3 separate regions of the Homo sapiens genome follow, and regions 2 and 3 are each linked to region 1. Evidence: chromatin contacts called from ENCODE Hi-C or POLR2A ChIA-PET data. All regions are on one chromosome and are shown on one strand. The core of a region is the stretch at or near the end of the contact, and the rest is flanking DNA. Distances in the headings are between cores, read along the strand shown.

Region 1 (4,236 bases), core at 703-3,202:
ATTAGTTGTCAATATTTTTAAGACGCAAGACACTGAATGCAAAAATCTAGATTTCCGAGTTCTCTTGAGAATGCTGAAGATGGGGTCCATATTCTTATATAGCACTGATTAGGGGGACCTGAGACTTGGATGTCTCTCTGATAAGGCATAGTGCATTTCCCTCATTTTCATTATCTAACTAGTACCCGAAGGCATGTGAGTTTGTTGCTCATGCTATGGCTTTGAAAGGTGCACAATATTTTCCATATCACTTCCATACTTCCCTAAGTCACCTATTATAAAAAGCCAAAAGCAGACCACAGTGGTTTGCAACTCCATAGTTAATAATTTAAAAAATTCACATGGCTTAGAGGGAGTGAGAAAGAAGAAAATTCAGACTGGTGGAAGGGTAACATAATTACATAGGGTTAGAAGTCTATCTGAAAGCTTTTCTGGGAGTGAGAAAAAAGGTGAACGAACACAAAAACATTGTTGAAACACTAAAAGCTTTCCTGATTGAACACTGTTACTCTCTGGTGGTTCCTTACCACATTCCATGCTTCAGAAACTTCCTTCCTACTTTGTATGTATTAATATAATAGCTGTTAGGTCATACACGCTGAGAAATATTGGGAAAATTTATAAAACACATTTACATCATCAGAAATAATTCTTCTCACACTTTTTTTTTTTTTTTTTTTACCAGTCTTGGTCCACTTTCAAATCCCTTCCCAAGTATTTTCTACTGCTTTCCGCTTTATATTCAAATGACAACTGCAGTCCTGGGTTTCAGGACTGAACTTCAATCCTGGACAGGCTCTCTAATACAGAAACTCTTTTGGCCGTTATGGCTGCATTCTTTATTATATCTCTTATTCCGATTTCCACAGTCTCTTTCATTGAAAATTTATCCCTAACCCCCTCTCTAAAAGATTTTGATCAAATTTGTGTAGTTGGGGGGTTGGGAGGATAGGGGCGGGAAGGAACTCAGTTGTCCAAATACAATTAATATCCTGTGCTGTTTCATTTAGATTGCTAATTTAAATAAAAAGCATGAAAACTCTGCAAGATAATAAATCTTCGTAAAATAATCTTGTTTACTAAGTGCACAAAGCCACAAGCAAGTGAAGCTCTATCTTTCAGCATGTCTGGACTAGTGACTTTTCATCATGGACTCAGAATACTGAGAAAGGAGAAGCAGGAAATCTGTGAGGCCCAGGGACAGTCACACTGGCCCACACTAACAAATTACTAACCGATGTCTCACCTTCCCCCGCCCCATTCCCAAAGATAAGGGTGTCAGGGCACCTGCATCTGAAGAAGAAAGACATCAGAACCTTTTCCGTGCAAGTTTTAAGAAAACAAAGCTTTACCACACGTAAAATGGTTACAACATAAAACCACGCAGCACGTTAGTGGGGTCTCACTCCTCTTCACCCAGAGGGAGGCTGCCCACCACCTTATCCCCTATTGTGATGCGCCTTCCTCAGGATGTCGCTGCGTTCGTCTGAGATGACAGGAAAGGGGCGGGGCACGGGGTTCCTCTGCCCTGGAAAGGGATGAGGGTATCGCCTTCATCCCCGGAGAAAGGCCCCCGGACTCCCAACCCAAAAGCAGCAGCCGCAAAACTCAAGTCTTATCCCGGCCTCTCCTAATTGGGTGCTCGTGGCCGGAGCCCAAAACGCCACCCACGGTACCCGAGCAGGGTCCGGCCGCCCAGACCACCGCCGCAGCAGCCTGGCTCTCACGCCCAGATTCGCCCTCCGCCCCTTTCCTCTTTCGCCCCGGCCAAGCCCAGCCTCCCGCGCCGCCCCCGCCGAGTTCCCCAGCTGAGTCCACTCACTCTCGAACCTGTAGTCCCCCTTCAGTGCCCACACAAGATTGGGGCAAAGGCCGGGGCCAGTGACACCTCCACTTCCTCCTCAGCCAGATCCCTCCGGAGGTGGCTGTGGAGGAAGCCACTGAGGCGGCTGCGCGTAGCGGAGCCGCCCCGGCAGGTTGCAGGCCGGCTCCTCAGCCTCTTACCGCGAGAGCTCACAATGCGAAGAGGCGAGGCCAGCAGCGTTCTCGCGAGAACGGTGCTCTCCGCCCAGGGGTGGGCGGGGCACCGAAGGAGAAGGCAGTTGAGGGCGCGGCGGCCACGGGTGGGATCTCAGGCGCGTGGAGAGGAAGGCGCCGCGCGACCTCTCCTCACAGACATCAGCTCGGGTCAACCGCGGGCCTCGAGCCCGAGTGGCTGAGGGCTGTTACCTTCAAACCTTTGAATCCCACGTTTTCCCCTTGACTTCCTGTCACCGTTAGAGAAAAGTGGACAGCGTCTCGGTCACAGAGTTGGAGAAATAGTGCAGGGACTCTTCAGGGAGAGCGTTTTCCTCATCAAAGCAAACTGCAAAATCGCTTCTGCCGGCGTGGACCTGATGAGAGTCGGTCGTCGTGAGGGACACCCTCTGTTCCCTAACGTCCCCCGCTGCTTATTTTTAAACGCTCGGTTGGCGGGAACCCCTGTGCCAGCTGAAACTCCTTCAGTTTGGCCGCCTAGGAAACACCGAGAGTCACCTACATGGGCTGGCTGGGCAATAAAAACGGGAAAAAATGTAAAAGACACAGTCTCCGCCTTCGAAGCTTACACCCCCGGGGCAAGACCTACAGGAAAATAGATAATCCCATTATTCTCTGATAAAAGCCGAGCTGCTTGCCATGAGCTCTGGGAGCAGACGGGGAGGCCTTGTTGAGAAAGCCTTCACCTGGGAGTGACAATTGCGCTGAATCTTAAGCATAAGTAAGTTCTCCAGTTTAGGGAAGAGAGGGAAGGGCATTGCAAGGAGAGGAAGCAAAGAGGAAGAGGACCTGGTTTGAGTAATTGGGTATGAAAACAGATATTGCAGCAAGAACTTTGTTGAAAAACCTTTAACCACTGTTTAGTTCGGATGAGAACATTCCCAGGCTCCTACGTGTGATACGCAAAGTATTTTCCAAATCAGTGTTTATGCTAAGAAGATGAGCAGTTGAGCTGGACAATTATAAGATAACTTCATCTTTCTCCTGTAAGGACACTTAAATATCAGAAACCTAAGAGAAACGGGTTATTGTCGTAATTCACTAAGTTATTATAGCCAACATTTTGCTAAATTGGAAATTGCCAATAATTTCAAGTTGTCTACATAAGAGCAATCTAATAGGAATTTTGTGATACAGTTTCTCAGAGAAACTCTGAGAAAATTCTCAGGCAAAAAACAAAAACGTCATCAGTCCTGATTTATTATCAAAATTTTCTCCTATAAGCTCTGCTCAGAAGAAGTCATTCTGTAGTCCAAGTTAGGGCTAATGAGGAGCCATACTCTTACATCAAAATAGAAGCTGTCCTTTTCTAAAGAAAGACTCTGGTATTTTGCTGTAGTTTCCACTCACCTTCCTTTGGACACATTATTTTCATATTACATATAAAAATATGTATACTATATGAAAAATACTATGTATACTATAGTTTTATTTGGCTTACCATACTCTCCCTACGAATAAGCCCAACACTTAGGAGGAAAACAAAAAAGTTATTCTAACCCTGCTGATACGGTTTGGATCTATGTCCCCACCTGACCTCTCATGTGGAATTGTAATCCCCAGTGTTGGAGGTCGTTGGATCATGGGGGCAGATTTCCCTGTTTTTGCCATTCTGGTGATAGTGAGTTCTGGTGAAATCTGTTCTTTAAAAGTGTGTGGCGCCCCCCCACCCCCGCCCCACTCCTCCCACCATATAAGACGTGCCTGCTGTACCTTGGCTTTCTGCCATGATTGTAAGCTTCCTGAGGCCTCCCCAGAAGCCCAGCAGAAGCCGTCGGACTTCCTGTACAGCCTGCGGAGCCGTGAGCCAGTTAAACCTCTTTGTTTTATAGCAGTGCAAGAATGGACTAATGCACCTGCCATAGGCCAATTGGGTGTTCTGTTAAGCATAATTTCACATCAAGTTCTTGGAATTTTCCAGGAAGCATTAGAAGAATCATATGAATGAAAGACTTCAGGCAAAATATGGAAACTTTGTTCCATGCTGGAATCTGTTCAAACCATCATATCCTACTTGGATGGGTCCTGGAGCTCATTTCATTCTGCTGTTCTTCAAAAACAAAAGAGAATGGGAGTTGGGAGAAAATAGAAAATCGAATAAAGTTTCTACTGTTCTTTGCTTTAAAAGAAAATTAATCGGCCGGGTTCGGAGGCTCGCGCCTGTAATCCCAGCATTTTGAAAGGTCGAGGCGGGCAGAT
Region 2 (4,493 bases), core at 435-2,934, 1.1 Mb after region 1:
CTACCCTGGTAACCACTGTTTTACTCTCTCTATATATATATTTGCCCTTTTAAACAAAAGATTCCACATATAAGTGAGAGCATGAAACATTTTTCTTTCTGTTTCTGGCTTATTTCACTTAACATAATGTCCTCTAGGTCCATCAGGAAACCTATTTTAATTATAAATGCAACTTCCAAGAACGTCTAAAATAATTATATTCCATTTTCCCCAAGCCTACGCTCTCACAAGTTTCTAAATATATTGCAGCCACAAAAAGCCACTTCACAGAAAAGGTTTAAAAACATTATTTTACCTGGGGGCTCCAAACAGTGACATCATTGTCATACTGATTTCGAAACTAAAAGTAAAAGAAAAAAATACCTGTTAATAGAAGAACATTTCAAATCCCAACTCTTAACATTCATTAAGAAATATGCTTGTATTTCCATTCAATGTTAAGGCACTCTGTTCATGCAGTCTTACTGGAAGATTACTACTGTACTCAGATGTAAGCCAATTCTACATTTACCATAAACTCGTGGGAGAGGGAGAAGCAGATCTAAATGGGTCCTATTTTTCCAAACTCTTATTCTAACACCCTCCATATCAACCCCTTTAGGCTCAATTACTAAAGTTCACAATCAACTTTCTTGCCTATTTTTGCTTATGCTGCTCCCTTTTATTGGGCCCTAATAAATGGTTAAAAGTCTTCCTTTTCTTTAAGGTAGCTTAAATGTCGATTTCTTGAAGTCTTCTCCTTTTCTTCCCAAATCCCCCTAACATATACTCCCACAGCTCTTTATCTAAACGTCCCTTTCTGTTTTTATGATTAGGGACATGTATGACTTATTTTTTAATGTTCACTGTAGTTATGCCTGTACAAGTGCTGTCTGTATATTCACATTGAATGAACAAAAATGTCCTCACAAAGTTAGAGGTGGACACAAATAGCTGCAGCGATAGAACCATTACGGCTATTACGACTATTATAATAATAGTCATGGGAGTGAGATTGAGTGCTAGAATGGCAGACAGAACTGGAAACCCAGAACCCTATATTGTAACCCTGATTCCATCACTTCCCCTCTCAGCCTCGGCTTACTCATCCGCAACTAGGTGACTGGACAAAATGATTGAAAAGGGCCTCTTCTAATCGAAGTCTAGGCGAGAGATAAATAGACGGACCCACCAGGAAAACGGACGCTGTCCAGGAACACAAACCTGGGGGTCAAGTCCGCACTGGTGGTACAGGTAGGCCTCCAAGTCAAGTCTCTGTCTTCTCCTCTCCCATACACAGCACTAGGAGCTATTCTGGACCGCTCAGAATCTACTCCACTGAAGGAACCTGAGGGGCGAACTCATCTAGCTGACCGAGGAGGAAGTGTCGGAGGCTCCCCGGGAAGCGAAAGCGGTGGAAAGGCCGCACTGGCTACCGATAACCCCTAGCCCGGCCAGGCCGGAGATGCTGAATCACTGCCGGAGCCCGGCCGTCTGCCGAGGCTCTCATACCTCGTGGCACCGGGCGACGCTAAGGATGACAGGAGAGGTGGCTCGTCATCCCCCAGTCACCAGAGCTCTGCCCTAAACCTTCCAGAGATCGGGATTCAACGTACCATGGTGGCGGCGCGGGCCTGGTTGCGGCCTCCAGCAAAACTGAGAATCAAGGAGGTGCTGCCGAAAGTATCGCTCAGCGATCTACAGAGAAGTCTGCGGGAGTTTGACGGCGGCGGCGCAGGGTAGCGCAGTCTATTCCAGAGATATCGATAGGCTTGCAACACTTCCCCCTCCTTAAAACTTTCCGACCGCTCGGCGGCGGGCGGAGCCTCGGAAGATCTAGGAACTGAGACTGGCGGGAAAACCTGGCTGGGAGTGCCGGCGGCTGAGAGCTGCGGGGCAGCCCCTGTCACGTAGCCCTTCTAGGTTCCTGTGTATGGCGGATTCCCTCCAGTTTCTCCCGCTGGCGGGCTGCATCTAAAGTCGTCCGAGTCAACAGCCGTGACTCTGGGTGATACTAGCTCTCATTAACCGTCCACAGATTTGGGGTGTTATGTGACTGAAAGGAACGAGGCTGCAGGAAAGCCACAAGATAACGATCCGTTTCTGTGTGTCAGCTGTATTCTTCCTCGAGTATCTTGTTTGTGTACATGCTTTTATTTGCATTAAGGTTGGTGCAAAAGTAACTGCGGTTTTTGCCATTTGGCAAAATACTTTGGAATGCTCTTCCTTATTCCCTGGAGATGTTATCTTTCAAGGGTCTGTTGTCGTTAACCCCTCATTGTTATTATGATTGATTTCTTCCACCAGACTTTGAACTCCATGAGGGCGCTAATGTCTTTCTATGCCCCCAAAACCAAGCATGGTACCTGACAGATTAGGCCACTGAGAAAAAATGGACACTTTCTTTCGATTTATCTATTTCGTCTTTTGAGAGCATCTTTCCATAACGAAATAGTCTGACATCCACCGGCTATTTATATTCTTTGTAAAAAAGAGACTGGGTGTGGTGGCTCACGCCTGTAATCCCAGCGCTATTGGAGGCCGAGGGCGGAGGATCGCTTGAACCCAGGAGTTTGAGATCACTATATTATTTTAATACAGTGGGACCTCGTCGCTACAATAATAATAAGAATAAGAATAAGAATAAGAATAATAAAAAAAAAAGGCTGGGCATGTTGGCATGGGCCTGTGGTCCCAGCCACTCGGGAAGCTGATGTGGGAGGATCTCTTGAGCCAGGGAGATCGAGGTTGCAGTGAGCCATGGTCGCGCCGTTGCACTCCAGCCCGCCTGGGCAATAGAGATTCTGTTTCAAAAAAAAAAAAAGCCGGGCGCGGTGGCTCACGCTTGTAATCCCAACACTTTGGAAGGCAGAGGCGGGTGGATCACGAGGTCAGGAGATCGGACCATCCTGGCCAACATGGTAAAACCCCGTCTCTACTAAAAATACAAAAATTAGCCGGGCGTGGTGGCGTGCCTCAGGAGGCTGAGGCAGGAGAATCGCTTGAACCCGGGAGGCGGAGGTTGCAGTGAGCTGAGATCGTGCCACTGCACTCCAGCCTGGGCGACAGAGTGCGACTCCATCTCAAAAAAAAAAAAACAAAAAACAAAGTACTAAATTGTTCTCCAGAAATGTTTTACCAACATATACTCTCAACAGTAGTATATGAGGTTACCTTCTCTAATTCATCAACACTGGTTATTGTCGTATTTCTGAAAAACACTGTTGATTTGGTGGACTAAATTAACAGATTAAATTAATAGATTGTTCTCTTTCGTTTCTCCAGGACCTAGCACAATGCGTAGCACATATTAAGTGTTTATAAATAGTGCTAACTGATTAAATAAATGCTCATTTAAAAATTGTCATATACTACATAAACATTTTGAAAATTCTTTCCATATATATCTCTCTAGTCACATGCCTCACACAGATGTGTAATAAATATACAATTTTTAAAAATAAGATGATACTGTTTTTATTAATACACTTAAAAAGTTATAGCTATCATATGTCCATAAGTAATGGTCTATATTATTTTCAATAGTCGCATAGTATTTTATTGTATGGAAATATAATAATTTGCTTAATTATTAGTGTGCAATTCAATTGTTTCCAAGTTATTGGTATCATAAAAATACTATAATGAATATTCTTGTACATACACACCTATTGTGTGCATAATTACCTTACCTGATGAAGAATTCATAGAAGTAGAATTGTGGGGTCAAAGGGAACTTACATTTACAGTTATGATAAATATGGCTGAGTTGCAAAAAAAGTTATATCCATTTAATATTCTACGCTGCCTGAGAGTCAGTTTTCTCTGTATTCTTACCAACACTGGATATTATAAGTACTTTTTACTTTTATCAATTTGATAGGCCAAAAAAGAAAACCTGTTTCTTTAATTTTTAATTTTATTTATAGTTTTTTATTACTAGTAAAAAAATCTTTTGTTGTATTTCTTGGCTGTTTATGTTACTTTAGTGGATTGCCACTTCATTCCTTTCCTCATATTATTGTGTTAATCATTTTCTTACTGACTTGTAGGAGCTTCCTGTAATTAGGGATGGTAACCTCTTATTACTGTGTCACTTTTATAGAAAGGGCCTTTTGGATACAAATAAAAGAAACCCACTGAATCTAGTTTAAATAAAAGTTGAAGCACACATTGTAAATATGCAACAGGGAATCACATAAATATCCAAACATAATTTTTTGACTTTTTAAAAATTTACTGAGATATTCCTAGTACCTGAAACAAAGCCTGGCATATAGTAGGCACTCACTAAACATTTGTTGAATGAATGAGTGATAGATCTATCACTCCAAACCTGTCCTTCTGATAATTATTTCCTAAGCAAATATCTGGGGCTTTGCGATACATCCTTTATTCACAGCAATTGTCTGTACTCTTCAGAATGGCTGTTATCAAAGCTCTACTTGTAGACCAAAAGAAGGGGCATTTGGTTGACCTTTTTGTTAAGAATGAAAGTCCCAAGGGCTTATTAA
Region 3 (4,221 bases), core at 827-3,326, 1.4 Mb after region 1:
ATACACAATAACCAAGAACACTTGAGTAGCACTTTTCTGTTTTCTGTTGTTATTCTCACTACCGAGAAAAAAAAAAGACTCAGAATAGAGGTCAAGTTTTGTCTGGCAGAAGACCTGACCTCTAGTCTTATGCTTTCACATTTTATTTCTCTAGAATATTATGATGCTGTGTACCAAGATACCAAAGAGATGAAATATATTACATGAAAATCATGGGAATAAACTCAATTCTGGGAGAATTGCAGGTTGGAAAATAAGATCTAAGAATTATACATACCTTTATTATCTCGTCCAGCTTCCCTTTAACAACGTAAACTATTCGTGAACCATGAAAGGAACGTAAACCATTAGTGACTTTCTATTCTAGAAACCTAGACCAATTCTTTTTTTTTTTTTTTTTTTTTTTTTTTGAGACGGAGTCTGGCTCTGTTGCCCAGGCTGGAGTGCAGTGGCGCGATCTCGGCTCACTGAAAGCTCCGCCTCCCGGGTTCACGCCATTCTCCTGCCTCAGCCTCCCGAATAGCTGGGACTACAGGTGCCCGCCACCACGCCCGGCTAATTTTTTGTATTCTTTTAGTAGAGATGGGGTTTCACCGTGTTAGCCACGACGGTCTCGATCTCCTGATTTCGTGATCCGCCCGCCTCGGCCTCCTAAAGTGCTGGGATTATAGGCGTGAGCCACCGCGCCCGGGCACCTAGACCAATCCTTGTAAAAATTGGTTTAAGTAAGGATTTAAGGTCAAACCTGAAATACCACAGTTGCCAAACATCCCTGTACTTTTCCTTCAAAACACTGACCACAGCCTGTGGCCGATAATGAGATTAGTTTTCTCTCTCCCACTCATCTGCCAACTCCTTAAAAGGCTGTATCTGCCTTCTTCACCGCTAGCGTCAGGCCTGTAGTTGCATATAAATAAGTGTAATTCAAAACAAAACAGGTGAGCTCTGTCCCAGGACCCGTGGAAACTCCTGCCCCCTCCGGACGTCGGGACACCCACACACAAGCGGTGGTCGCCTTTTCCGCTGCCAGTCACAGGGCATTTCCGTGCTGCTTTCCCCTCCGCAGAATGAGGAGGAGCGAAGTACCGACCTCACCGGCTGGTTATGAGTTTTAAATGAGTCACCAAGTTGGCAGTGACAGTGGCACACAGAAGGCGCCTTTTAAGTATCTGCTAAGGTGCCGTTCCCAGCCAGTCAGAACGGCATTACCATCTGCGCTGTAGGACCCCCGCAGCGGATTTTAGTCATCAATTCATTCACGCGTTCACAATCGTTTCCCAGGGCCCGCTTCTCAGTCAGGGGCGTTCCCCTGCATTCTCCATTCTCACAGCAAACGCCTACACCAGTCGTTCGTCGACTGCAGACACCGAAGAACCTGCTATTAACCATCTAGAACTCAGAACGCCTTGATTTTCCGACAAGCCGCGTGCAGCTTCCACAGAGCTGCGAGGCCGACTCGCAAGACGCCCGCACCTGAGGGCATGCGTCCACCCTGGACCTGAAGTGGCGGCGCGGCTGGCGAGCCAAACGGCGCAGGCGCAGGAGCAAGAGCTCGAGCGGTAGCGGGAAAATCAGGACTGGATCGCCTCGGAGCCTCGGCCCGGAGTGGGTCACCGGCAGGGGCGGGGCTCCCCCTGCAAGGGGGCACGGCGTCGAGGACTTCTCCCTTCCAGACCCGGGAAGCGGGTGTCCCTCAAAGGGCAGCCGGCACACGGAGAGGTCCCGACTAGTCGGCCCAGGGGCGGCCATAAGTCCAACCAGGAAGGCCCTGGCCAGCCCGGGCCAGCCTGGCGGCCCTCCCTGCCCGGGGCCCGTCGGGGCTGTACCTCTCCGTACACCTGGCTCTGCTTTCTCATGTAGACATGGGGAAGCTCGGATGAGGCTGCCAGGGAATAGATGTTGCCGATAAATGGCAGCCCCGGCGGCCCCGGGGGGAAGCCCATCGGCCGCCTCTGCTTCAGCAGCTGGCGGACCCCTAGCGCGAAGAGCAGCAGGAAGAGCGCGCCGCCGAGCGCCGCCGCGCCCTCTTCAGCTCTCCAAAGCTTCCACATCGGCCCGAGCTGGAGGTGCGAACTCCACAGCAGCCCTGAGACCCAGGCACTCCCTCCAGCCCTGCCATACTCCCATTGGCAGGATACCCTCAGGTCCCGCCCTAGCTCCGTGGCCATTGGCTGACTGAGTGAGCGCTCAGGCCCCTTCGGGACAACTACCTTCTAGTTTTGCGCGGCTGAGAGTGGACTTTGCGGAGCGGGTGGCCGGTGCTACCCTTTGGAGGTGGCGCGGCTCTAGGCGGAGCAATGAGCCAGGAGTCCGTTTTCTAGAATGTTGACACAAGGGCATTGACGAGGTGTCAGGACGGCCTCACTCACTGGGCTAGGCGGATCCTGCCTCTCTGGGGCCAGACCTTTCTTAAAGTGTCTTTTTAAGTACCAGGTCTGCTTATTTCATTTCACACTAGGAAAACTGGAGAGATGATCAACACTGCAGTCTTTAGCTGAACCTGATACTTTTCAGAATTTCCAGTAGAAAATTGACCCATCAGTAGTAAAAGAAAGTAATTTTACTGTTTTGTCCTGTTTTACTATTTTTCTCCTGTTAATGTATTTTTGTGTGTGATCTTTTAATAATTGTGATGATTGAGCAGTTTATGTGATTAACTCAGTTTACCTATATTTGACCCCTCTCTGGTCTTTCCAAACTGATTACTTATTGGCAATCACGGGACTCTTGTCTGCACTTGTTCACGGAGAGTATTTACTATTCAAGATTTCTGCCTCCACTGCCTGGAATTAAGCAACTGATTTCATATTATTCTTGCTAATTGTTTTTATTCCTGTTTTCTATTGGGCAGTTCCTTGCAATACAGGACTTACTGGGTTTGGGACTCTTCTAACAGCTGCCCTCTAATTGTGATTTAGCAGTGGCATGAGTTTTATGGTCCTCATTAGCTTACGACTCATTCACACAACAAATATTTATTGAATGTCTACTATGTTCCCATGTCCTAAGCAATGGAGATACATAGGTGAATAAGAGCAACAAAGTCCTTTCTATAACTTACATTCTTATGAGAGGGAAGAGCAATGACATGGAAATACAATAATTTTCAATAATCAGAAGCAAACAAAAAGTGCGTTATAGAAAACGCCTGGTGGTTGGGGAGATACTTTAGCAGGCAAGGGCTGTCAAGGAAAGTCTTATTAGGAAGATGACATTGGAGCTGAGATCAACTGCTAAAGAAGTGTATTTGTTTCCTACTACTGTTGTAATAAATTACCACCAATCTGATGGCTTAAAACCACACAAATTTATTTTCTTACAATTCTTGAGGTGAGAAGTCCAAAATGAGTCTTCCAGGGCTGACAGAGAGGTGTTAGTGGGGCTTCATTCTTTCTAGAGACTGTAGGAGAGATTCTATTTCCTTGTCTTTTTCAGCTTCTAGAGGCTGCCCACATTCCTTGGCTTTCGTCCCCATTCCTTCCTCTTCAAGGCCATTAATGTCAGTTTGAATCCTTCCAACATCGCTGTCTCTCTGATTATCTCTCTTCTACTTCCTTCTTCCACTTATAAGGATCGTTGTGATTATATTGGGCCCACCTGGATAATCCCAACTCAAAGATCAGCTGATTAGCCCTTTAATTCCATCTGCAACCTTAATTCTTCTTGCCATGAAACCTAACATATTCACAGTTCTAGGGATTAGTATGTGGACCTATTGGGGGAGGGGAGCATTATTCTGCCTACTATAGAAGAGAAATTTGAGGCAGATATGGGGGAAAATATTCCAAACAGAGGAAATATCAAGGGCAAAGGCTTCATATACTAAGCAAACCTTGTCCTCTGAGAGTGTTTCCAATTTCTCTCCATCTCCCACGCAAGGACACTGCGGAAGTCAGCAAGTTAGTCAGGTCTTTGAGTTTTTCTGTTTAACTGGCTTGTGACTATCCCCAGGGGCTGAAGTTACCCCCACAGGTATGTGTCACAGTATCTGCAGCCACAGAATATCTACCTACTGCCTATTACAAATGCCTATTAAGAGATACCTTAAAATTCTTATTAATCAATAATCTAATAAAATGAAAAAATAATTGTGAGAGATCATTACTAAATTTGGTCTCTAGTTTCTTACCAAAGGCCAGTGGAGATGACACAGGATGGATATTGGGACTGTGGGTGGGAGGCAATGCTGCTGAGGCACCAGGAGCTGAGGAATATCACCTA

Evidence for each region. A loop is a pair of places that touch in the nucleus more often than their neighbours do. ChIA-PET counts read pairs that join two places held with the same protein, here RNA polymerase II (POLR2A). Pooled maps may share reads with other maps.
Region 2: a map of B cell shows a loop between it and region 1 (7-fold over the local background). The contact joins the promoter of PSMA1 here to the promoter of BTBD10 in region 1. A Hi-C loop is called at or near these places in 1 of 168 maps with a recorded cell type or tissue (B cell), 3 of 37 single-sample maps with no recorded cell type and 8 of 50 pooled maps.
Region 3: a loop to region 1 is called in a map of B cell, with 12 times the contacts of the local background. The contact joins the promoter of CYP2R1 here to the promoter of BTBD10 in region 1. A Hi-C loop is called at or near these places in 5 of 168 maps with a recorded cell type or tissue (B cell, CD4-positive, alpha-beta T cell, CD4-positive, alpha-beta memory T cell and 2 more), 5 of 37 single-sample maps with no recorded cell type and 12 of 50 pooled maps. POLR2A ChIA-PET finds 5 or more read pairs at or near these places in 1 of 52 experiments (CD4-positive, alpha-beta T cell).

The regions. Positions count from the first base shown.
Region 1 is chr11:13,461,270-13,465,505 of GRCh38, forward strand. It overlaps BTBD10 (BTB domain containing 10), which reads right to left and starts at 1,953. Exons shown (of 9, transcript NM_032320.7): 1 at 1,823-1,953. RefSeq lists an enhancer at 2,133-2,322.
Region 2 is chr11:14,518,702-14,523,194 of GRCh38, forward strand. It overlaps PSMA1 (proteasome 20S subunit alpha 1), which reads right to left and starts at 1,685. Exons shown (of 10, transcript NM_002786.4): 1 at 1,596-1,685; 2 at 296-340. The coding sequence starts at 1,598. RefSeq lists enhancers at 1,478-2,092, 1,627-1,816.
Region 3 is chr11:14,890,155-14,894,375 of GRCh38, forward strand. It overlaps CYP2R1 (cytochrome P450 family 2 subfamily R member 1), which reads right to left and starts at 2,077. Exons shown (of 5, transcript NM_024514.5): 1 at 1,827-2,077. The coding sequence starts at 2,051. It also overlaps a transcript of PDE3B not described here. RefSeq lists a silencer at 1,585-1,824.